Regions from separate parts of the Homo sapiens genome. Here region 1 is linked to region 2. A link is a loop called in an ENCODE intact Hi-C map of the cell type or tissue named here. Cell type or tissue: Caco-2. All regions are shown on one strand. Each heading gives the region's core, and the rest is flanking DNA. Links, peaks and the distances in the headings are about the cores only.

Region 1 (12,214 bases), core at 1,510-9,509, 120 kb after region 2:
TCATTATGGCCCAAGCTGCCTACCCTGAGCGTGTCCCGTCTCTGCTCACTCCAGGGGTCATACATGTTCATTCTTGAGAGGAGCTGGGGCTCAGCAGCTGCCATGCAGAGCCTAAGACACCTTCTGTCATCAGAGAACTGTTAGCCAAAATAGACTGCAAGATCTTCAGTCTCTAAGTAATTTAGGAAAAGCACATGTATGTGTATGTGTCTCTTTCTTTTGTCTTCTAGTCCATGAACCAGTTCGAATTGCCTATGACAGGCCTCGGGGTCGTCCCATGTCCAAAAAGAAGGTGAGCGTAATCATTGGTAGTCCTCACTCAAAGTATAGTTGGTTAGAATTTGTTGGAGTTCCAAAGGATGCTGCAGCTTGTGATTAAGCTGTGCTAACATTTCAAACTGAGGTATTAATGTGTAAAACACAACAGAGACTTTTCTCTTGGGAGGGCTTTTGAAAACTGTTTTGCCTTTGTCCAAAGCATAGACTAGTGATTCATCTGTGTAATGGATAGTTGAGATCCCTGTAATGGATGCAGTGGGATTTGAGAGATAAACGAGATAATGTCTTGGCCCTTAAGAAGTTCAAGCTAGGCCAGGTGTGGTGGCTCACGCCTGTAATCCCAGCACTTTGGGAGGCAGAGGGCGGGTGGATCACAAGGTCAGGAGATCGAGACCATCCTGGCTAACACGATGAAACCCCGTCTCTACTAAAAATACAAAAAATTAGCCGGGCATGGTGGCAGGCGCCTGTAGTCCCAGCCACTCAGGAGGCTGAGGCAGGAGAATGGCATGAATCTGGGAGGCAGAGCTTGCAGTGAGCCGAGATCGCGCCACTGCACTCCAGCCTGGGCGACAGAGTGAGACTCCGTCTCAAAAAAAAAAAAAAAAGAAGTTCAAGCTAAGGCCGATTGGGTGTCTTACACTTGTGATCCCAGCAGTTTAGGAGGCCAAAGTGGGCAGATCGCTTGAGTCCAAGAGTTTAAGACCAGCCTGGGCAATAGGCAAAACCCTGTCTCTGCAAAAAATACAAAAATTAGTTGGGCATGGTGGTGCATGCCTGTAGTCCCAGCTACTCTGGAGGCTGAGGTGGAAGGATCATTTGGGCCTGAGAGGTCGTGGCTGCAGTGAGCTGATTGCACCACTGCACCCCAGCTTGGGCGACAGACTGAGAGCCTGTCTCAAAAAAAAAAAAAAAGTTCAAGTTATCCAGGTGCACTGATTCACGCCTGTAATCCCAGTGCTTTGGGAGGCCAAGACAGGGGGATCACTTGAGCCCAGGAGTTTGAGGCCAGCCTGGGCAACATAGTGAGACCTATGTCTCCTCCTGGTCTCCTTAAAAAATAAAACATAAAAACTTACAAGCTTAGTAGACTGGAAGGGTGGTGAAGAGAGTTCACTAATCTGCTAGTAAGCAGAGCGTGGTGTGTGCGGTCAGCACCTCCTACGTGCCAGGTCCCGACTGTCCACCTGGAGGCAGCAGCAAGCAGGGCCAACAGTGAAAGAGAAATGGATGAGGCAGTCCTGGGGATGCTGTGGGCAAAGAGAAGCAGGTCAAAGAGAGGGAGAATAAGGTGGGGTCGAGGGGATGCCGCTGAATTGGGAAAGCCAAGGGAGGTCTCTCTTGCAGATGACGTTGGCACAAGCCTGGAGGAGCTGAGGAGAAACAGTGTAGAGATCTGAGAAGGGCACAGCCTCGGTAGAGAGGCTGGGGCAGCAAGAGGCCTTTGTGGCAGCAGAGGAATCCGGGGGGTGGTCACACAGGACCTCAACAGATGTTAACGCTGTGGCCCTTTCTCAGGGAAGGGAGGGTACCTCTGGGACCTGTGGTGGATGTGGCCACTAGGGTGGAGAGCAGCCTGTGGGCGGGAACCAGGAGGAGGCTCAAACTTAAGACAGTTGGACCAGGGCATGAGGAGCAATGAGAAGGGGAGAAGATGGAGTGGGTGACACCTGCTTGTGGGCTGGGTGTGCAAAAGCCAGGAGTCCAGATGACCCCAGGGTTGTCAGCTTGGGCAGAAGAGGGACAGAACTGCCATTCACTGACCTGGAGCCAGGTTATGGAAAGGGGGCAGGTACACTCCAGATGGCCTGGGGGACACAGTGCTGGGGGCAAGCAGGGTCACCTGGGACACATGTGGAGAGACTTCACCAGTCCTTCATGGTCAGGGAGGAGGGCGGGGAGCCAGGCGAGATCGCTCTGCTGGTGTCAGGCAGTGCCATGTTGCTTCCAACCCCTTCCGAGTGACCTAGGTCAGTCTGACCCCAATTATGGCAGGAAGGAGGGACCTTCCCGAGTCCAGAGCTCATAGTCCTTACTGATGTGCCAGGTTTTAGGCTGAGCTGGCATCTGGTGCCCCTTGGTGTGGCCTGGATAAGGGCACGGCCAGATGAGGGCACAGCAGGACCTTGGTGTCAGGCACAGCTGTACTCTAGCTCAGCCCTGCCACCGAGTAGTTTTGTAACCTTGGCGTGTAACCCCTGAGCCACGGATTTGTCTGTAAAATGGGATGGCCACACTTACCCAGCAGGTAGGAGGTACAGTGAGGATTAAACTGAACGCGGTTCCTGGTGGGTGTCCTGCACATGCTGCTGTCTCCTTGGGGCTCTGCACCTGTCCTCCTGTCTGCCAGTGACTGTGGGTGGAAGGGAGGCCGTGGTGGCTGCAGCTTTCCTCTGCAAACCTCCACCTCGCCCACAGGGCTTGGCTTTCCTCCAGCTGTCCAGGAAACCACCATCATGATTGTTAAACACAGATTTGAACATTCACGAAGAAACTTCCAGGCTGAGCCAAACCCTCTTCCTCCCACTGCACCTCCAAGCAGCCTTCCTGAAAGGGAAAAGAGTACAGACCTGCCCTCTGGGGACCCCTGTGCCCTGCCATGACCAGCCTTTCCCCTTCCTTCCCTACCCGTCATCCCAGGGCCCAGGTCGTGCACAGCTCCCAGAAGGGCCTGACGGATGCCCCGTTTCTCATCTCAGCCGGTGGGTTCTGTCACCTCTTTTCTCCAGGCCACTTTCTCATGGCAAGGGGCCCCCCAGTGTAGCAGGTCCTGTCTGGTGTCCCCTGGTTTGCAGGGGTGTCTCTTCACTGTTTGTGCCCCTCTTCCTGTCCCAGCCCATAGCATAGCTCCTCCCTTCATACCTCCCCTCCTTAACTGCCCTGCAGAGACACTTCTGCCCACACCGCCTCACCAAGACCACCTCATGCCATTATGGAGGGGCCGCCTGCATCCAGTAACTCACGCACACACACAAGATACACACATGTGCACGCATATGCACACACACATGCATACACACACGCACACACACATGCATACACACACACAGCTACTTTATATAATACCCTCGGAGATGCCTCTGAAGAGAACAAAGGGAATTTCCCTCCGCCTTTGAAGGTCCAAGTCTAAGCCTGTTGAAATGAACTGACAATAAGAAGATTAACAGGATAAAAAAAGGTGTGCGGTGGCTTACACCTGTAATCCCGGGACTTTGGAAGGCCAAGGCAGGGGGATCACTTGAGCCCGGGAGTTCAAGACTGCAGTGAGCCATGATGGAGCCACTGCACTCCAGCCTGGGTGACAGAGCAAGATCCTGTCTTGAAACAAAAAAGTTATACATATTTATTCACGTGCATAAGCACAGGAGCCATATAAAACATTATGAAAACTCAAAGAAGGGCCAGGTGGTTGAAGCTGAAATACCTCTTTGTAGGGGAGAGGGCAGATGGGAGGCTGTAGGTAACTTTAGAGGGGAAGCAGATGATTTTAGGAGAGATGAATGGAGGCAGGCATCATCTTGTGAATGATCCTCATTGAGAATTGAATGGGACTAGAGAACAGCCAGTGGTCTGGGCTCTAGGTGTGGTGTTTAATGTTCCATCTCTTCTTGTGTGATAGGAGTTTTCAACTCTGGTTAATGACATTTCAGGGAAGGGATCCAAGGCCCTTGTGTTCTTCTTTGGCAAGTCCAGTTTCTAGGTAGATAGGGAACTTGAAGAAAACAGCTTCCTCCTGTGCTTTGGGAGGGACCTTGAGGCTGCTACTTTAGTCCCACCTGTCAAAGTGCTATAATTCGGGGTATCGCTTTCTTTCTTTCTTTCTTTTTTTTTTTTTTTTTTTTTGAGACGGAGTCTCCCTTTGTCGCCAAGGCTGGAGTGCAATGGCATGATCTCAACTCACTGCAACCTCTGCCTCCCAGGTTCAAGGGATTCTCCTGCCTCAGCCTCCAGAGTAGCTGGGATTACAGGGGCGTGCCACCACACCTGGCTAATTTTTGTATTTTTAGTAGAGATGGGGATTCACCATGTTGGTCAGGCTGGTCTCAAACTCCTGACATCGTGATCCACGCACCTTGGCCTCCCAAAGTGCTGGGACTACAGGCGTGAGCCACCGCGCCCAGCCTTAGGGTATCCGTTTCTGACCCCCTACATCTTGCTGCATGTTGAGTTCTCAGCACCTCTCCAGGTTGTTTTGTCCCTTTCTAGGGTGAGAACACTGAGGCCCCAGGAGCTCCAGAGGCCCAGGCCTTCCTTATGGGAGCACTTGCTCTCTCCTCCCTCCCTCCCTCCTGACCTGAGGCCCTGCTCTCTCCCTTCTCCCTTTCCTCTCCCAGCCCCTGGCTCCCCCAGGCTCAGCCTTTTGTGCCTTGTCTCCAAGCTCCTTTGTCTCTGGAGTGCCTCCCACATGCACCCCTAACGTTAGGGAAGCTGATTCCTGGGCACCTCAATGCAGATGGCAAGGGGGGGATTTGTCTTTTGGTTGAATTATACCTCGTGAGGCCTGCATGACATCATGGGGCAGGTTGCTAAGCTGATGAGGGCTGACTGCCCAAAGACCTGAGCTCACAGCACTCAGCATGCCCTTCTCACCCTGCTTCCCATGCCCAGGGTCATCTAACCCTCTCCCAGCCACTCCCACCTGTCCCCTGCTCAGACCCCCAGCACCAGCCCCCGTGATCCTCCTCAGCACCTTCCTCCCTCCCTCTCAAGAGCACATGAACCCTCACAGCCTCCCCAGGTCGTTCAGTAAATGCCTTAAATAAATACATCAGCCAGGCGCAGTGGCTCATGCCTGTAATCCCAGCACTTTGTGAGGCTGAGGCGGGCAGATCAGCTGAGGTCAGGAGTTTGATCAAGACCAGCATGGTTAACATGGCGAAACCCCGTCTCTACTAAAAATACAAAAATAGGTGGGCGTGGTGGCACACGCCTGTAATCTCAGCTACTCGGGAGGCTGAAGCAGGAGAATCGCTTGAACCCAGGAGGCGGAGGTTACAATGAGTTGAGATTGCATCACTGCACTCCAGCCTGGGCAACAGAGCAAGACTCCGTCTTAAAAAAAAAAAAACATCAAAAGCTGGGTGCAGTGGCACATACCTATAGTTCCAGTTAATGGGGAGACTGAGGTGGGAGGATCACTTAAAGCCGGGAATCCGAGACCAGCCTGGGCAACATAGCAAGACTCTATATTTAAAAAAAACACACACAAGTTTTGTATTTTGTTTCTTTTTTTAGACAGTCTCATTGTGTTGCCCAGGCTGGAATGCAGTGGCACGGTCTCCGCTCACTGCAACCTCTGCCTCCCAGGTTCAGGCGATTCTCATGCCTCCGCCTCACAAGTAGCTGGGATTACAGGTGCCTGCCACCATGCCTGGCTAATTTTTGTATTTTAGTAGAGACGGGGTTTTGCCACGTTGGCCAGGCTGGTCTGGAACTCCTGACCTCCAGTGATCCACCCACCTCGGCCTCCCAAACTGCTGAGATTACAGGCATGAGCCACCACGCCCAGCCCACCCACACAAGTTGACTCGTGAAGAGCCAAGGAATACATGGCAAGGTCTTGGACTGCCCAGCTGGGCTCTGTCACACAGCAGTGTGTCATGAATATTCATGAGTGAATAGAAATTCCTTCTGCTACAGCCCTGCAGGCTCCTCCTCCAGAGGCCCCAGGGCCCTGTCTGTCTCCAGATCTCCATCTAGTGGCCCAGAGATTGCTGCACTTCCCCACCACCCACAGGAGCAATCAACAGCTGTACTAGCTCTCAGTGAGGTCTGCTCTGTGCTAGACACAGACCCCAATGTCCAAGTAGAACTCAGTCCTGAGGACAGACAGACAATGCAGCCAGGGAGTGAATGAAGCACTCGGGGAGGGGTATGTTGGGGTGGTTCAGGGAGGGTGCTGCCAGCCAGTTCTCACCCACTGTCTGGCCCCCATCCTGCCTGCAGGCCTGTGCCCTGGTGCCCCCCACTCTTCCCTGGGCTGCGCCCTGTGGTCATCACAGGGCCACCCTTCTTTATCCAGGGTTCCGCTGAGGGCCTTCCTACTGACTCCTTGACCCCGGGACTGGCCATTCCCTTACCCAGTTTTCCTCACAGTCTTGGCACCAGGGTTATAGTGGTAGCTGAGAGGCACGACTGACCTCAGGCCAGTGACCTCTGACTTAGAAGTTCCATCCCACCCAGGGATGTTGCAGAGAACTGGGGAAGTGACTGGAGCTTGAGCCTGAGCATCTGGGGAGTCAGGAGGGCATTTGGGGGTGAGGGGCTCCAGGCATAGCCTAGGACAGACCCTTGATCCAGGCATCTCCCTGTGGCCCACATGCCTGGACTCTCCTCTCTCCTCAGAAACCCAAGGACTTGGACTTCGCCCAGCAGAAGCTGACCGATAAGAACCTGGGCTTCCAGATGCTGCAGAAGATGGGCTGGAAGGAGGGCCATGGCCTGGGCTCCCTCGGAAAGGGCATCAGGGAGCCGGTCAGCGTGTACGCAGCAGGCAGCCTGGGGTGGGAGTGGGTGGGGCCTCAGTCCTTCCACCTGCAGCCTGCCGCTTGGCTCCTTCACAGCCAAGATGGCTTACAGCTGGCAGTTGATTTTTGTTTTTTAAACAGAAGGCATCTTCAGATGAGAAGCTGATCATTTACATGTGCAGGTGTTTACAGGGCTCCTTTCTGTCCTGGTGTAGATTTTTTAACCAGCTTGTTGGCCCTGGTCATTTTGGCCACATTTGTGACCATCATAAAAGCTAAGTGGTATTTCTGTGTAGTTTCCGTCTGGAACTGCTTTCCCATTCCCGGGAACCCATAGCCGGGCCAGCCAGGGTCCCGAACACAGGCCCAAAGTTTATTAAACCCCGATCATAACCTCCAGCAGGCATTTCATTTAATACTGAGCTTAGTTCCTGCTGGGTAAGGCATTCCGAGGTAACCAGGGCCCTCTGGGCACCCCCTCAAAAGCCAGCTCTTCGAGGGTGAGTACTCCTTGTTTCTACTGTGAGTCGCGTCTTGATTTTCCCTTTCTTTGATGTCTCAGTGTGTGTCCCAAACACCTGCATCTCATGGACTGTTTGTGCCCATGCCCAGTTCCTGGCATGCCAGGCCCTGGGCTCAGGTGCACAACTGACTCTCTTTTTCACTCCCTAGGGGAACCCCCTCGGAAGGGGAAGGGTTGGGTGCTGACGGGCAGGAGCACAAAGAAGACACATTCGATGTGTTCCGACAGAGGATGATGCAGATGTACAGACACAAGCGGGCCAACAAATAGGTATGTTCACAGGCCAGTGTGTAAGGCCGTCTGCCCTCGCTGGCGTGCTGGTATGCAGAGAAATTTCCCCCAACAAAGTTGATGTTCCCTGCTCCCCCAAAAATGCCACACACAAAAAAAATCACAAAATTCTGTGAGGGAAACAAAAGGGTCTATGGATGTGGATATGCCCCATTCTTACCTTCCAGGTTTGCTGAAGGAGCAAACCTCACACTGGCCAAGGGCAGATGCGCATGGCCTGCCTGGTGCCCCGGCTGTGAGCCCCTCAAGGCCTCCAGGCCAGCCTCCGTGGATGTGCGTGTGGAAATAGGCCACGCCTGTCTCTTCTCTTGCTCAAGTTTTCTCTCACAGATGACAGCCACCTACCACATAACATGACCAGCAAACGGACTGTTCCTAGTCCAGAGGGCCTTGCCATCATGCAAGTGGAAGGGCGACTGTGACAGCCACTGCCACAGAGGATGGCAGTTGGCTGTGTCCCTTTGTGAGGGTCTTCAAATCCTTTTCCTTCTGCAGGGCCTTGGGCCTGTAAATATCCTCATCTTTCTATTCTTTTTTTTTTTTAGTTGCCCCCTCACCTAATTTCCACCTCAGTTTTGAACAAAATCGTTCTCTTCCTGAATAGATCAAAACCACTGATGTGAAAGATAAGCCTTGAAGCAGCAATTGCCCTTAAAACATCATCCCTGCCCTGGATCGGCCTGGAGCCAGTGCCCAAGTACGGTTTGGTGTGTACATGAAAACAAACGTCTCTGCAGTCTCTGGGGCGGAGGTTTCGCTGGCTTTTCTTTCTCTCAAAGAAAAAAACATGCACCATTTTCAATGTGCTTTTGCCTCTCCTCTCTGTTCACATGCTTTTAGCAGCAAGTCCCCTCCAAATCTGTCTTGGTTCCCCTTCAGAAGGTGGCGCTGCCCCCGAAAGGCACCTCAGCCTGTGAGTGCTGAGGAACCAGCTCCTCTGGCTGATTTTCCAGTTGGACTGGCCATTGCTCTCCAGAAGTGCTCTGTTAGCAAACGTGATGTGGAAACGATCACAGATGGTGTTTTCTCGTTGTTCGCCAGAATTTATACGGGGGAGACAAATTCCCGGTAATTACCAAGTCTGCACTCGGGTACCAAAGCTCTGAAGCTCTCTGAACAGTTGCCATACTTGAGTTGATGAATGTGTTATTCATGGTGTCTCATCTCATCAATGCATCTTGAGAGACTTAATGAAATTTTAGCAACAGTATAGAATAGCTCTATCGGGTGGGGAGTAATCATTAAACAGATGAAATCGGCCCCAGATTTACATGTCTCTTTAGAATCCACAGTGTAAGCAAACTACAGTTACAAAGGGATGGGGGTTGTAAACCCTCTGAGACTCTGCACTTTTCGCACGTATGGCATCGTCAAGTGCTGTCTTATTACAGCCTTTGTAAGGAGAGGCAGGCTCCTCCTGGGGTGGGCTCTGCAGCTGCTCTATTTCCAGGCATGTGATCGCCCCCGCTCTCCAGATTCCCCAGCACTCTGCTGCGTGTAACTCCACTCAATTCTCCACTCATCCTTCCTTGTGAAGCAGGATCGTTGAAGTTTTAAGTATGGGCAAAAATCTGGAAAACTTAGGATCCCTCTGACACCCCAGGATTAGGGGACACAGCAGTGGCTAGGGCATCAGCCACAGAACTGAGCGGGAAATGCCACTTGTATTGGCTGTAAAGAAATCCTGGCTTTGGGCCAGGCACAGTGGCTCAAGCCTGTAATCCCAGCACTTTAGGAGGTTGAGGCGGATGGATCACCTGAGGTCAGGAGTTTGAGACCAGCCTGGCCAACATGGTGTAACCCCGTCTCTACTAAAAATACAAAAAAATTAGCCAGGCGTGGTAGCGGGCACCTGTAATCCCAGCTACTCAGGAGGCTGAGGCAGGAGAATCACTTGAACCGGGGAGGCAGAGGTTGCAGTGAGCTGAGATCATGCCACTCCACTCCAGCCTGGGCGACAGAGCAAGACTCCATCTCCAAAAAAAAAAAAAAAAAAGGCCGGCACGGTGACTCACGCCTATAATTCCAGCACTTTGGGAGGCCGAGGCAGGTGGATCACGAGGTCAAGAGATCGAGACCATCCTGGCCAACATGGTGAAACCCTGTCTCTACTAAAAATGCAAAAAATTAGCTGGGCGTGGTGGCGGGCGCTTGTAGTCCCAGCTACTCAGGAGGCTGAGGCAGGAGAATCACTTGAACCCGGGAGGCGGAGGTTGCAGTGAGCCGAGATTGTGCCACCGCACTCCAGCCTGGCAACAGAGCGAGACTCTGTCTCAAAAAAAAAAAAGGAAATCCTGGCTTTCTTTAAGCCACAGACTTCCTAGGCTGTGGTCCCAGCTCCTTGTCTGCCTGGTCCCTGTCACCTTGCAGTGCCACCACCCCCAGGGGCTCTGCTTGCTTCCAGTGGCTTCTGTAGCTTTGGCAACTGGCAGATCTTTATGGCAGTAGAGGTGCCAGCATGGAGGATGGAGTTTGGGTTTATAACCCAACCCTCGAACGAACCAGCCTGTGGGGGCCTGGAGTGGAGCTGGTTTTGGGGAGTCACAGGTGCGGGGGGTTCATCTTCTCCTTTCTCCTTCTCCTTTCCTGACCCCTCCGACAGCTTCCATGTTGGCCATGGGTCAGGTGAATGGATGGAGCTCCAAGCGGGGCTCAGCCCATTGACCCGAGCGAGGCGCACACACCTGCAGCGTGGATCAAGCGCACTCTCTCCAGCATCGCCCTGACCATTCCATGTGCTTTGTCCTAGCATGTTCATTCTTGACTTTCTCCACTTCATTTTATTAAAAAGTTAAATGCTTTAGGAATCTGTGGCGTGTGGCCACTGACCGCCCCCCACCTCCTGCCGCTCCTCCAAGTTTGAGCTGAGATGGTTCTGTGAGTCCTTGGCAGGGGTCAAAGGGCACATCTCCTTGAACCTAGAAAGCCCCCTACACTCTCAGAGGACACCTCTCCTGTGGATTCAGCGCTGGGGCAGTGAAGGTGTCGGGAGCCAGCAGAGCATGGTGCGTGCTGCCAGCTGCCGGCCAGCCGGGATAGAGGAGATGCCACTGGCCCTCCGTGCCCCCAGCCCCTCCCTCTTAACCGAGGCTGTCCTTGCTCTCTGCAGAGGCCGCTCTGCAGGATCCTCGTGTCGCGCGTGATGTGTGGTGGCACAGCCGTGTCAAAGTCACAGTGTCTTTTCTGTCGTTCTAGTTCCAGGGTCACCCCCGAGAGGACAACAGGCATCTGGAAGTGCTCTCTCGCCACTCTGGGTGCTTTACTGTCTCTGGCTTGTTTCCATCACTGGAAATCACTTAGAGAATTGTAGTGTTTTTGGTCCTTGATAAAGCCTAGAAGACATTTGTGATGTTACAAAATGGAAGTTTTCTTTTGTTTCTGTTTTTTAAGATCTAAGAAGTTGTGAATGTTGTTAATCATTTAGCCGTTGCAATAAATGTAGAGGAAATGCAGTGTGCTGGGGTCTCCATGGCTGTGTTTTTAAAATCAGATCAGACACCAGCGCACGCAGATGGGAGTGCAGTGTAGAACCAGATGATGGCTGCCTCCCAGGACGTGCCCTCCGCCGGCGTGGTGCTCCTCCCTCGGGCCCCTCCTCACTGGCTTGCCCCACCTGAGGGACCTTGTGTCACTGTCACCAGGAAAGCTTGGAAGATGCCAGAGAGCAGGAAGGGACCAAGCACCCACCAGAGGGAGGGCAATTCCCTTCTGGGGAGGCTGGGGAGGGTAATCGGTACCGCCAAGTACAGAAGCTGCCTTTGAGGGGTGTCAGGGCAGTGGGAGCTGTGCCCCTGCTGCCTACGACTCACCTGTCCCCACAGGGCTTTGCCCCATCATCCCAGGGCTGGGGTTCCAGCTGCCAGAGTAAAACCAGAGCCTGCCTGGGCCACCCTCTGACTGCAGAGCTGCCTCTCTGTCATCTTCACACTCCCTGCTGTCCCTGGGTGCTGCCAGCCTGCCCATGGTTCCTCTGTCAACAGCCCCTTGGCCCTCCAGGTGAGGAGGGGCGTGCAGAGGGCACAGCAGAGACCAAGGCAGCACCCAGGGGGCCTGCAGGGGCCTCTGCCTGACCAGGGTGAGGAGGGGAGGAGCCAGACTGCAGGGAGGGGGAAGGCACTGTGCCCAGGGCAGGTGATGCTCATGTAGAAAGGTCCCTGTGGGCAGCTTAGCGGGAGCCTTGAGACAGAGCCCTTAGGAAGCTGAGGCAGGACCCCCAGCCTCACTTCTACCGTGTCCCGGGGGAAGCTATTGCCAGCCAAGACCCTCACCCTGCCTTCATCTTAGCGATGTCTAACCGCTAGCTTCAGTGGCACTCCCTGAGAAAGGCCGGAGCCTGCAGGGAAAATGTGGGGCTCACCTGCAGGGGGTGAGGAACCACCAGGAATTTCTCTTCAGTAGTGGAACCCTTCTTCCCCTAGTTCCTCTTAATATCACCCTAAGGCCGGTCAGGGTGTCTTAGGAGGACAGGAGGAGTGGTGTCCAGCCCAGGATGCCTGTCCTGGCGTTGACCCAGGCAGGTCACTTGATCTCAGGCCTCAGTTTCCCCTCTACAGACTGGGAAGGATCTCATTTGGAAGGTAAAATCTCCCCTGCTGCCTTGTACTAGGTTGGTGCAAAAGTAATGGCAAAACCTTCAATTACTTTTCCACCAACC
Region 2 (12,214 bases), core at 1,576-9,575:
CCAGGCTGAAGTGCAGTGGCGCGATCTCGGCTCACTGTAAGCTCCGCCTCCCGGGTGCACGCCATTCTCCTGCCTCAGCCTCCCGAGTAGCTGGGACTACAGGCGCCCGCCACTACGCCCGGCTAATTTTTTGTATTTTTAGTAGAGACGGGGTTTCACCGTGTTAGCCAGGATGGTCTCGATCTCCTGACCTCGTGATCCGCCCTCCTTGGCCTCCCAACGTGCTGGGATTACAGGCGTGAGCCACCGCACCCGGCAGTGTGTGTGTATTTTTAATAGAGATGGGTTTCACCATGTTGGCCAGGCTGGTCTGGAACTCCTGGCTTCAAGTGATTCACCTGCCTCGGCCTCCCAACGTGCTGGGATTACAGGCCTGAGCCACCGCGCCCACCGCGCCCGGCCAAACATTTAAATTCTTGTTGATGTATCCATTGTAACCACCATATCCGTGCCTCTCACAGGACGGGGTGGTTCTGCTCCAAAGGAACACATGTTGATGTCTGGAGACATCTTTTAGTTGTCACCACAAGGGGTGGAGGTGTTGCTCTTGGTGTCTGAAGAATGGAGGCCAGAGATGCTGCTCAACACCGTGTGGTGCCCAGGATGGCCTCACCCCAGAGGATTATCAGCGCCAAATGTCAGCAGTGCTGATGTTGTGAAGCCCTATGGGTGAAGAAACGGAATATACCATTTCCAGACAAGCCGAAACAAAATAAAAAGGGGAAATAAAACTCATAGATAAAACAAAATATAACCTTCAACTTTTAAAATAGTAAAATAGTTTTTAAAATTATTTGTAGAGGGCTGGGTGCAGTGGCTCACGCCTGTAATCCCAGCAGTTTGAGAAGTGGAGGTGGGCAGATCTCTTGAGCCCAGGAGTTCATCAGCTCGGGTGACATAGCAAGACCCCGTCTCTACAAAATATAAAAAATTAGCCAGGCATAGTGGCCCACGCCTGTAGTCGCAGCTACTCGGGAGGCTGAGGTGGGAGAATCACTTGACCCTGGGAGGTTGAGGCTGCGGTGAGATGTGATTGTGCCACTGTACCCTAGCCTGGGTGACAGAATGAGAACCCTGTCCCACCAAAAAAAAAAATTATTTATAGAGACAAACTCCAGGTCTCAAGTGATCCTCCTGCCTCAGCTTTCCAAAGAACTGGGATTACAGGTGTGAGCCACCATGCCTGGCCATAAATTAACTGGTTTTTGTTGTTGTTGTTGTTGTTTTGCGACAGGGTCTGGTTCTATCACCCATGCTGGGATGCAGTGGTGCCATCTCGACTCACTGCAACCTCCACCTCCCAGACTCAAGCCATCCTCCCACCTCAGCCTCCTGAGTAGTGGGGATTACAGGCACGTGCCACCATGCCCGGTATTTTTTGTAGAGACAAGGTTTCACCATGCTGCACAGGCTGGTCTTGAACTCGTGAGCTCAAGTGATCCAGCTGCCTCGGCCTCCCAAAGTGCTGAGATTAAAGGCATGAGCCACCGCACCCGGCTGAGATACCATTTTTTACTTGTCAGATTATGGAAGATCAAATATGGGTGAGTATGTGGTATAAATCTATATGATCTATTTGCAGGAATACCTGGCATTCCTATTCCTTTTTGGATAGGTTTCCCCCAAAGATGACCCCAAAAGGACTCAGAGCTAGTGGTTTACCTGGGAGGTGTCCCCAGGCAGCCCCCATGGCGGGTGAGAGCTGAGACGAGGAGGGAAGATGCCCTGCAGGGGGCACCAATGAGCAGGTGACACTGTGGGCAACCAGGCTCAGTCCTGCTGTGGGCCTTAGCGGGGCAGGGTAGAGCAATTATCTCAGGATGATCCCACGTCCGGGCATGGGTTAAGCTACTTACACACCTACCTTCAGTCATCAGCCGCCGGTTGCACCTGGGGTACCATGTTGTGTTTCTTCAGGACACTCCTAGGCTGCGCGGAATTGTTTATAGCAAAAAGCATTTGGTGGCCAGGTGTGGTGGCTCACATCTGTAATCCCAGCACTTTGGGAGGCCGAAGCGTTCAGATCATCTGAGGTCGGGAGTTCAAGACCAGCCTGGCCAACATGGTGAAACCCCGTCTCTACTAAAAATATAAAAATTAGCTGGGCGTGGTGGCGGGCATCTGTAATCCCAGCTACTTGTGAGGCTGAGGCAGGAGAATCACTTGAACCTGGAGGTGGAGCTTGCAGTGAGCCGAGATCGCGCCACTGCACTCCAGCCTGGGCAACAGAGCAAGACTCCGTCTCAAAAAAAAAAGGACTCCTGAAGCTCTTCTTGGACGCAGCTAGCAAACATCTTCTTCACTGTCACTAGTCTAGACAGGTCCACGGGCTCACCTCTATACTGTTAGGAGATGCCACAGTGGTGGGTGGGAGAGGGGAGGGGTTGACCAAGGTTCAGGGGCTGGTGTGAAACGTGGAACTTAGATCAGAAATCTGGGCTGGATGTCAGAGGCGGGGTGCAGATGAGTTCAGCAGCCCCCACCAAATTGCTATCACATTGTCATGGCAATACCTAACAATTGCCCATCCATAAGGGGAACTGAGGGCTCACCTGATTAGACCTACCAATCTTAACTTACCTCACTTGTTTTTAGTTGATTATAAACCCCATAGTGTTAAAAGTCACTCAGCTAAACAATGTATAGCTAAACTCCCAGGCCAGGTGTGGTGGCTCACGCCTGTCATCCCAGCACTTTGGGAGGCCAAGACAGGCAGATCACTTGAGCCAGGAGTTAGAGACCAGCCTGAGAAATATGGTGAGACCCCATCTCTACAAAAAATACAAAAAGTAGCCAGGCGTGGTGGCATGTACCTGTAGTCCCAGCTCCTAGGGGGGCTGAGGTGGGAGGATGGCTTGAGCCCAGGAGTTGGAGGCTGCAGTGAGCCATGGTAGTGTCACTGCACTCCAGCCTGGGCAATAGAGTGAGACCCTGTCTCAAAAAAAAAAAAAAAAAAAAGAAAAGAAAGACAGAAAAATAGGCTGGGCACGGTGGCTCAAGCCTGTAATCCCAGCACTTTGGGAGGCTAAGGCGAGTGAATCACCTGAGGTCAGGAGTTTGAGACCAGCCTGGCCAACATGGTTAAACCCCGTCTCTGCTAAAAATACAAAAAATTAGCCGGGTGTGGTGGCGGGCGCTTGTAGTCCCAGCTACTTAGGAGGCTGAGGCAGGAGAATCGCTTGAACCCGGGAGGTGGAGGTTGCAGTAAGCCGAGATCATGCCATTGCACTCCAGCCTGGGCAAAAAGAGCAACACTCCGTCTCAAAAACAAAGAAACAAAACAAAACAAAAAAACCCAAACAAAAAAACTCCCACTAGTTTCCTTATAGATAATATCTCTATGTATGGGCCACCATGGTAATGGTTGCTCAAGTTGTTCTTCAGGAACAGGATCAGTTCTTGTCCAATCCAAATGGGCTGAGAGCCGAACCTTCACCTTGGCCTGTGTATATTTAGGTGGTGACCTTTGACGTTAGAGGGCCAAACACTCCACCCTCAGATCATGATAACAATGTCATTTTGTGAACACACATCCTATGGAAAAGCCATGAAGCTTGACTACGCACGCACGGTTCCCCGACTGCCCCACTTTTCCCCACGTCTCTGACCACCTTGCTCCTCTATCCCTTAAATATTCCTAAAATCCCATCTTCAGGGAGGCGGATTTGAGATCTGTTCTCCTGTCTCCTCACTCGGCTGCCTCGTGAATAAACTCTTTGCTGCAAAACCTGTCATCTCTGTTGGCATACTGCTGGGCAGAACGAGCCTGGTTTGGTAACATAAGGGAGGCGTGAATTTCTGAGTGGCTGGGACTACAGGCACGCACCTCCAAGACTGGCTAATTAAAAAAAAATTTTTTTTTGAGACGGAGACTTCTCAGTCACTCAGGCTGGAGTGCAGCGGCTCACTGCAACCTCCGCCTCCCAGGTTCAAGCAATTCTCCTGCCTCAGCCTCCTGAGTAGCTAGGATTTTTGTACTTTTAATAGAGATGGGGGTTTCAGCATGTTGGCCAGGCTGGTCTTGAACTCCTGACCTCAAGTGATCCACCTGCCCTGGCCTCCCAAAGTGATGGGATTAAAGGCGTGAGCCACTGCATCCGGCCTAATTTTTCTATTTTTTTGTAGAGATGGGGGGTCTTACTGTGTTGCCTAGGCTGGTCTCAAACTCCTGGGCTCAAGCAAGCCACCTGCCTCAGTCTCCAAAGTGCTGGGATTACAGGCATGAGCCACCACACCCACCCTGGTAAATGTCATCCTGGGGATCCTCTAGGAGAAAACCGCACAGCTGCTGAACAATGTGCACAACGGAGACCAACTCAAAAGAAATCCTGTTGCACGTGAGCAGATTGGAGAGCAGTGGGGGGTCAGCGCAGTGGAACTTATTCCTACTCCCACCCCAACAAGAGCACCAGGCCTGTGCTGGCCCAGCCGCCCCTCCTCTCTGGGCACGCAGAGGCTCCCACTTCTGGCCTGGCAGTGGGTGGGTCCTCCAAGTTGCTCTGGCCAATGGGCTGCAGGTGAAGTGAGCCAGGATTGCCACTGGAGACCCTCTGGTGGCTGCCCCTGCAGATGGTGACTGACGTTCAGGCCTGAAGCCTCAGCCAGCCCCAGAGTGCAGGGCTCTTGGGAAGGAAGGCCATGTTCAAGCCCATGAGACTTTGGGCTGTGCTGGCTGCACAGAGACGGCCCCTCCTGCCTTTGTGGGTGGCCACATATATCCTGAAAGGGATGAGTGTATGCACAGAATCTCTGTGGGAGGAGACAAGAGAAAATGGTCACAGGAGGCCCCCTGCAGAGGGAACTGTTCACCTACTTTTCACTGTAAACCCTTGTGGACAGCTGGTGTTTTCTGGAAAATTGTGGTATGTATTAATTCAAACAACAATTGCATTTAAAAACTTCTTTATTCAAGACTTTTATTCAGAACTTTTATCACAAATGTGTCAAAAGCACTTCAACCCTGTTTGGGGGTTCATGGGGGAAGATGGGGGGGCGGTCAGAGCCAAAGAAGAGCCAGGAGCAGGAGAAGAAGTCATTTAAGTTTTTATTAAATATACTCTCTTGGCACAAATCTTTAAAATATATAAACATTAGATATAAACAGTGTCTTCATGGCATCAAAATATAACTCCAGACCAAGACCAGTGACCAGCAGGGAGGCGAGTGACCGCAGAGCCTGAGGGCCTGGCTGTGTGCAGGGGTGGGGGACAGCACTGTCCCCAACTCCTGCCGGGTCCCACTCAGCTAGGAGCCATCTCCGGGGAGACACACTGGGGTCAGCAGGGACTGGGGGACCCTCCCACCTACCCCTTGTCTCTCCTGCCTAGCCTGTGGCCCCAAATCCACTCATTTGGTCTCACCCACCTGGGGCAGACCCCCAATTCCTACTGCTGTTGCATGCTTGTGGGAGTTGGGTGCCCTCCCATCTCCCTGTGAGGGTTGCCCTGCCTCTCCTGCCAAGTTTAAGTGCTGGGTAAGGGATACCCACACAGTGGGACAGCCCCTCACAGCCATCACAGGCTGCCTGGGCCTCTGGGGACAAGATCAGGGATGGCTGGTGGCCACATGCAAGGAAGGCAGAGAGAGCGGTCTGCACACCTGCAGGTCCAAGGCAAGAACAGGAGGAGGACAGAAGGAAGGGAAATGAAGTCACGACTGGAGATGAACAAGCTCAGATCCCTTCACACAGCGTGTGCTGAGCCAGCTGTCGAAAGCAACACTCACGGTCACGCTCACCCTGGCACCAGGCAGACCAGTCAGGGGTTCGATGTGAATAGATCATAGACCCGGGGTCAGCCAAGTTGAAAACCAAAACAAAACAAACAAAAAAAAGAAATCAAGAAACTCACCATGTCATTAGGAAATGGGTGTTTCTGAGTCCCTGTGATAGCTGGCGGGCCCTGGGGGACTCCTCTGAGAGACCAGTTAGCTGGGGGTTCCCCTGGGTACCTCAGATTTTCCTCACCTCCCACCCCCAAGCTATACTCTATCATGAGGCTCCCACTTCGGGGGATTGAGGCTAGCAGGCACCCCATGCTCCATTTCATAGAAACTGAACAACCCCTGTGGGCTTTAAATTGCTCCATATCCCAGCCAAGTGCCTGCTCAAGTGGGGACCCAAGGACCTGCTGGATACCACAGCTGGGCAGAGGGTTGGGGCACTGAGATGCTAGGCCTGGGGGGCTTCTGGGCCAAAGGAGGTGGTTTGTGTGCTCACATTTCAGCAGATGCCCCAGGATGCAGGTCTGACCCAAACCTGAGGCAGTTCCGTGTCATGGCCTGGGCCTCGAGCCCTGCTGTGCAGAGCAAGCATGAATCTCCTGGGAAGGTTACAAAGCAGGTGGGCATGGGCAGGCAACTCTAGGGGGAGATGCACTCTTGGGGACCCAGCTGCTTGCAGGGTCTAGGATAGACATGAGGCTCTGGGGGACACTGTTCCCAGCAGGAGGCTCTAGTGACTGAGGAGTCGTGGCCATGTGGGAAATACTGGAGAAGGCAGGGCCGGCAGGGTGGGGTGGGCCAGGGGCTGCATTTGTGGCCAAAGCTGAGCACGAGGCTGGCCCCATCCTGGGCAGGGTCCGCCTGCAAGAAAGGCGCCCCCGCACCCTGGAGGCCGGGCAGGCACGTGGAGTCAGAACAAGAAGGTCCAGGCGCGGTCTGGCTCTGAGCCTGGTGGGGACAGGGGTCACTAGAATCAGCAGCATGTCGGAGGACACACAGGATCAGGAGGTGGAGCTGACCACGCCCCACTAGGGCCTTTTGGGCAACACCTCCGGCAGACAGCGCCAGCGTCTGCAGAGGAAGGAAGAGGGGAGCTGCGGGACCCCCCACACCATCGCCCCAACACTGCACTTCCAGGGCTGCCAGCTTTGCGTTTGGACGTGGACTCTGAGCCCAGGCCCCTCAGGCCCACCTGCTCGTTCCATAAAGCGCCCCATGTGCCTCCTGAAGTAGAATCAAGCGCACCCCCCCACCGTTCCATGGGCCCAGAATACAAAGGGGTCACCGGTCCACCGTCCTGAGAGCAGCTCAGGGTCCCCTAGCTCTGCAGGTGCCGCAGCAGGATCTGCATGAGGTCGAAGGTGGTGAAGCTGATGCCCACGGCGATGGGACCCTTGACCCAGTTCATGCTCAAGCCTTTGTAGAGGCCGCGCACGGCGCCCTCCTCCCGCACGATGGTGCGCAGCGTGCGGGCGATGGAGGCGCGCGGGTAGCCCGTGACGCCGGCCGTCTGCATGCGCCGCCGCACCACATCCAGCGGGTACGAGGCCGACTGCCCGATGAGGCCAGCGCAGGCGCCGAAGATCATGCGCTCGAAGGGGTAGGGCTGCCGGCGGCCGCTGTACTCTGCAGGGCGAGGGGCGGGAGGGCCGTGAAGGCGCCGCGAGGGGGCGCGCACCCCGCACCCGTGCGCGCGCCTTTGCACCCCTAGGAGCAACCTGCGTGCACATACACACATGCACTTGCACCCCCACGTGTGTTCGCACTCATGCGCACCCACACGCCCCACTGCCTCACCTCCGGGTCGCTCCTTTCACTCAAACTCGAGAAATAAAAAAAATTTTTTTTTTGGAGATGTAATTTCACTCTTGTTGCCCAGGCTGGAGGGCAATGGCCCAATCTCGGCTCACTGCACCCTCCGCCTCCCGGGTTCAAGCAATTCTGTCTCAGCCTCCAAAGTAGCTGGGAATACAGGCATGCACCACCACGCCTGGCTAATGTTGTATTTTTAGTAGAGACAGGGTTTCTCCATGTTGGTCAGGCTGGTCTCAAACTCCTGACCTCAGGCGATCTGCCTGCCTCGGCCTCCCAAAGTGCTGGGATTACAGACATGAGCCACCGAGCCCGGCCGAGAAATAAAATTTCTTAAAAGGCAGAAACACAGAGAATCATAGAACCAACTCCTAGAGCCACTGCTCACATCTAATCAGCTCTACTCCACGTCTAGTAAAGGAACATTCTAGGTGCTCCCGTGCCTGGTCCCCGACCTGCGCCCTCCCTGGGGAGCCCCTGCGAGCTGTTGCACAGAGTGGACATAAGTGACCATGAACTTCACCCTGCTCTGTCTTGCGGGTCTAAACGGGGTGTGTGGGTGTGGAGGAGGAAGGAGCAGCAACAGGTCAGTAGGGGTACTTTAAACATTTGTAATAGTAAATTTAGAACTAGGAATTTAAAACAGCCAAGGCTGGGTGCAGTGACTCACGCCTGTAATCTCAGCACTTTGGGAGGCCAAGGCAGGCGGATCACTTGAGCCCAGGAATTGGAGACCAGCCTGGCCAACATGGAGAAACCCTGTCTCTACCAAAAACACACAAAAATTAGCCAGGTGTGGTGGTGGGCGCCTGTAATCCCAGCTACTAGGGAGGCTGAGGCAGGAGAATGGCTTGAACCCAGGAAGTGGAGGTTGCAGTGAGCTGAGATCGTTCCACTGCACTCCAGCCTGGGCGGCAGAGTGAGACTCCGTCTCAAAAAAACAGCCAGACAGGAGACACTGTGATCTGCTCACCAGGTGGGCAAAAACAAGGGGTCTGATGGCATCACGTGGGGTGAGAACGTGGGGTCAAGGGGCTGGAAAGCACTCCAGAGAGAAACACCGAAAATGGGGTTTTACAGTCACACAAGGAGACGAGCTCCTGGATGTCGGCTGATCACAGAAAACCTGGCAACAGCCAAAGGGCACCCCAAGAAGGTAAGGCCCACTGTGCAGCCACTAAAAAGGCGGAACAGAGCACAGATGCTGGTGGATGCACCCCAAACCAGCTGAGCTGGGAGCTGCACTCCCGGGTGAGCTGACTCCACTTGGAGCATTTTTTATACCTGTGAAAGGTGACATGGTTTTGTTCATGCCACAGATAAATACATACAGAAGTATTTTCAAAGCAGTCTTGAGGGGTGCAACCCTCACTTCTAATAAGAGGCCTCAGGAGAGAGACTTGGGCCCTCAGCGTTACCCCTAACATTTTATTTCTTTGACAAAAAATGTCTGGGAGTGGGCTGAGTGCAGCGGCTCACACCTTTAATCCCAGCACTTTGGGAGGCCAAGGCAGGAGGATCGCTTGAGCCCAGGAGTTTGAGACCAACTTGGGCAACAGAGGGAGACCCCATCTCTACAAAAAAGAAAAAAAACAAAATATCTGGGAGCAAATGTAGCAAAATGTGAATGCCTGTTCACATGCAGTGGCAGGTATGAGTATTATATCATTCTTTGTACTTTTTGATTTTCTCCCAACTACCAAAACAAGCAAGAGTACTTCCTTTCCATCTGGGTTTTACCCATATGCTTTGCGTGTGTGCTCGTGAAGAGGTGAGGTATCAATGCTCTAGGTGACACACTGGGCTTCCCAGAGTCACTTTTTTTTTTTTTCTTGAGACAGGGTCTCACTTTGACACCCAGGCTGGTGTGCAGCAGTGAGATCACAGCTCACTGCGGCCTTGACCTCCCAGGCTTGGGTGATCCTCCCACCGCAGCCTCTCTAGTAGCTGGGACCACAGGTGTGTGCCACCATGCCTAATTTTTTTGTATCTTTGGTAGAGACGGGGTTTCGCCATGTTGCCCAGGCTGGTCTGCAACTCCTGACCTCAAGTGATCCGCCCACCTCGGCCTCCCAAAGCACTGGGATTACAGGCACGAGCCGTGGCACCAGCCAGAGTTCCTCTCACTTAGGCATTTAAGGCAGTGAGTCCAGGTTCCTCAGTGGCGGCTGCACACAGTGTGTTTTCTCCCGATTTGGATGTGGGTCTACAGCCTGCCCCACCCAGGGGTCGTACCCCACTCCGCCTGGTCTCCAGGTCTATGTGACCCAGGTGGAGCTGCTGTCCCCAGGGAATGCTTCCTGAACGTCCCCTCCTCATGCTCCCAGCTCTCCTTACCTCTGTGCAAGCTCTTGAGCGTCTCATAGGTGAAGAAGCTCAGGCCAGCGTAGGGAATGACCCCCAGCACGGTGGGCATAAATCCATGGTAGAGAGTCTTCAGCCCCTCTTCTCTCGAGATGCGGATGAAGACATGAAAGATGTTGCTGTACCTGCCAGGACAGAGCAGCCCAGCAGGTGGGACTCAGGCCTCCCAGGCACAGGGAGGAGCCACAGAGGCTCTCGGCTCCTCCCGAAGCCGGCTGGGCCTGGGTGTGTCTGGATGTTGATGTTTTCCTTCTTCTTCAAGACATATAACCCCATCACTCAAGCTTTGTTATTAGAGGGGAAATGCATGCGTAAGCCCAGACTCCACCTTCGCCACGGGAAGCAAGTGCTCAGCCCTTGTCTTTTTTTTTGTTTCTTTGTTTTTGTTTTGAGACAGTCTCCCTCTGTTGCCCAGGCTGGAGTGTAGTGTCACAGTCTTGGCTCACTGCAACCTCTGCCTCCTGGGTACAAGTGATTCTCCTGCTTCAGCCTCCCAAGTAGCTGGGATTACAGATACATGCCAGCAGACCTGGCTAATTTTTTATTTTTAGTAGAAATAGAGTTTGCCATGTTGACCAGGCTGGTCTTGAACTCCTGACCTCAGGTGATCCACCCACCCCAGCCTCTCAAAGTGCTGGAATTACAGGCGTGAGCCACCATGCTCGGCCTCTATTCTTACACTTTTTTTGTTTTTTTTTTTTTGGAGACAGGGTCTCACTCTGTGGACCGGCTGGAGTGCAGTGACGTGATCATGGCTCACTGCAGCCTCAAGCTGCGAGACTCAAGCAATCCTCCTCCCTCAGCTTCTGGAGCAGCTGGGATCACAGGCGTATGCCATCACATCAGGCTAATATTTCAGTTTTTGTAGAGATGGGGTCTTGCTATGTTGCCCAGGCTGGTCTCAAACTCCTGGGCTCAAGCGATCCTCCTGCCTTGGCCTCCCAAAGTGCTGGGATTACAGGCATGGGCCACCGCACCTGGGCCCAAGCCCGGTCTATTCTTACACATTTTTCATGATCATGGTATCTTCCTTGAATTAAGCATTCTAGTCTCAGACTTTTTTTTTTTTTTTTTTTTTTTTTTTGAGAGACAGAGTCTGGCTCTATTGCCCACACTGGAGTGCAGTGGCTCGATCTCGGCTCGCTGCAACCTCCGCCTCCCGGGTTCAAGCAATTCTCCTGCCTCAGCCTCCCAGGTAGCTGGGAGTACAGGTGCGTGTCACCACGCCCGGCTAATTTTTGTATTTTTAGTAAATACGGGGTTTCACCATGTTGCCCAAGCTGGTCTCAAACTCCTGACCTCAAGTGATCCGCCCACCTCGGCCTCCCAAAGTGTTGGGATTACAGGCGTGAGCCACCGTGCCCGGCCGTATTCTTACATATTTTTACTGCATCTGTGCCCAGTTCAAAATGAAGACCCTTGGTTTGATCTAAGCAGAAAGTGACCCCCAGGCTAAGAGAACAAATTGCTGCCTTTCTGGAACAGCTGCAGAATGACACATCAGGCCTGCCCTGTGGACACGGAGGCCCAGATGCAAACCCCTGGGGCCCGATAGAGAGAGGGATTCCGACCTGGGAGCCCCCGAGACACAGAGCCCCCGGGGCTGATGCGCATCACCGATGTAAGGACTCACATTTCCTTCGGGGTTACGGCCATCCGCGCTCTGACCAGGTCCAGGGGGTAGGTCAGTGAAGCGGCTGTCGTTCCAGCCAGTGCGCCGGCGAAGAGGCGAGGCCAAGGGGGCAGGGCTCTGAACAGGGCAGGAGGAGAAGGCGAGACGGCAGTGAGGGGGTTGCAGATGCACAGAGGCCCAGCCTGGAGCACCCGCACGTCTCTGCTGGGGCGGGGACAGGGGTGGGGACCGAGGAACACGAGGCGGGTTTGGCTTCCTCCTGGCCAAGCTGATGGGGTCTCTGGAGTGGGCCTCATTTTGAGGTTTACATGGCTGCCTTCCCTTCCCCCCTGCTGGCATAAATTAATGATGCGTATTTTCCCTACGGCCCTGGGGGCATAGTAACCTGCCCCTCTGGGATTTATGCGTGGGGGTGGAGAAACGTCTGGAGACAAACGGGCAAAGGAGAGGAGCTCTGAAGACAGAATAGGGCATGTGACAGAGTCAGGGGGTCCCTCAGGAGGGCCTGGGTGAGGAGTCTCCCAGTGTTTCGTTGTGGGAAGAGGGAAGGCAGGGCTAGGGGCAAGGCACGAAGAGGAGGGAGCGGGGCGTGCAGAAGAAAGAGAGAGGGGCGGGCGTGGGCGGGGCGATTCTGTGGCAGGGCGGGGCGGGGCCTCACTCTCCACGGAAGCCATAGTAGCTGCC

Evidence for each region. A loop is a pair of places that touch in the nucleus more often than their neighbours do. Peaks named below come from ENCODE experiments on the same cell type or tissue, not always from the same donor. Only the 100,000 strongest peaks of a DNase experiment are listed, where the experiment ranks them.
Region 1: it touches region 2 in a loop (13-fold over the local background); 1 of 110 quality-filtered maps calls a loop at or near these places.

What each region holds. Positions count from the first base shown.
Region 1 is chr19:18,989,691-19,001,904 of GRCh38, reverse strand. It overlaps SUGP2 (SURP and G-patch domain containing 2), which reads left to right. Exons shown (of 11, transcript NM_001017392.5): 8 at 231-292; 9 at 6,625-6,761; 10 at 7,419-7,539; 11 at 8,165-11,012. The coding sequence ends at 7,539. Among named protein-coding and RNA genes, the nearest start is that of SUGP2, 38 kb to the left of the region's middle. RefSeq lists an enhancer at 11,518-12,018. In Caco-2, for the core only: a CTCF peak has its summit at 5,957 (motif pointing left); a DNase peak (open chromatin) is centred at 5,954.
Region 2 is chr19:19,105,702-19,117,915 of GRCh38, reverse strand. It overlaps SLC25A42 (solute carrier family 25 member 42), which reads right to left. Exons shown (of 8, transcript NM_178526.5): 5 at 12,189-12,214; 6 at 11,531-11,647; 7 at 9,871-10,022; 8 at 4,886-7,347. The coding sequence ends at 7,040. Among named protein-coding and RNA genes, the nearest start is that of TMEM161A, 27 kb to the left of the region's middle. RefSeq lists an enhancer at 4,662-4,956 and a silencer at 7,296-7,485. In Caco-2, for the core only: CTCF peaks have their summits at 1,766 (motif pointing right) and 7,350 (motif pointing right); a DNase peak (open chromatin) is centred at 4,699.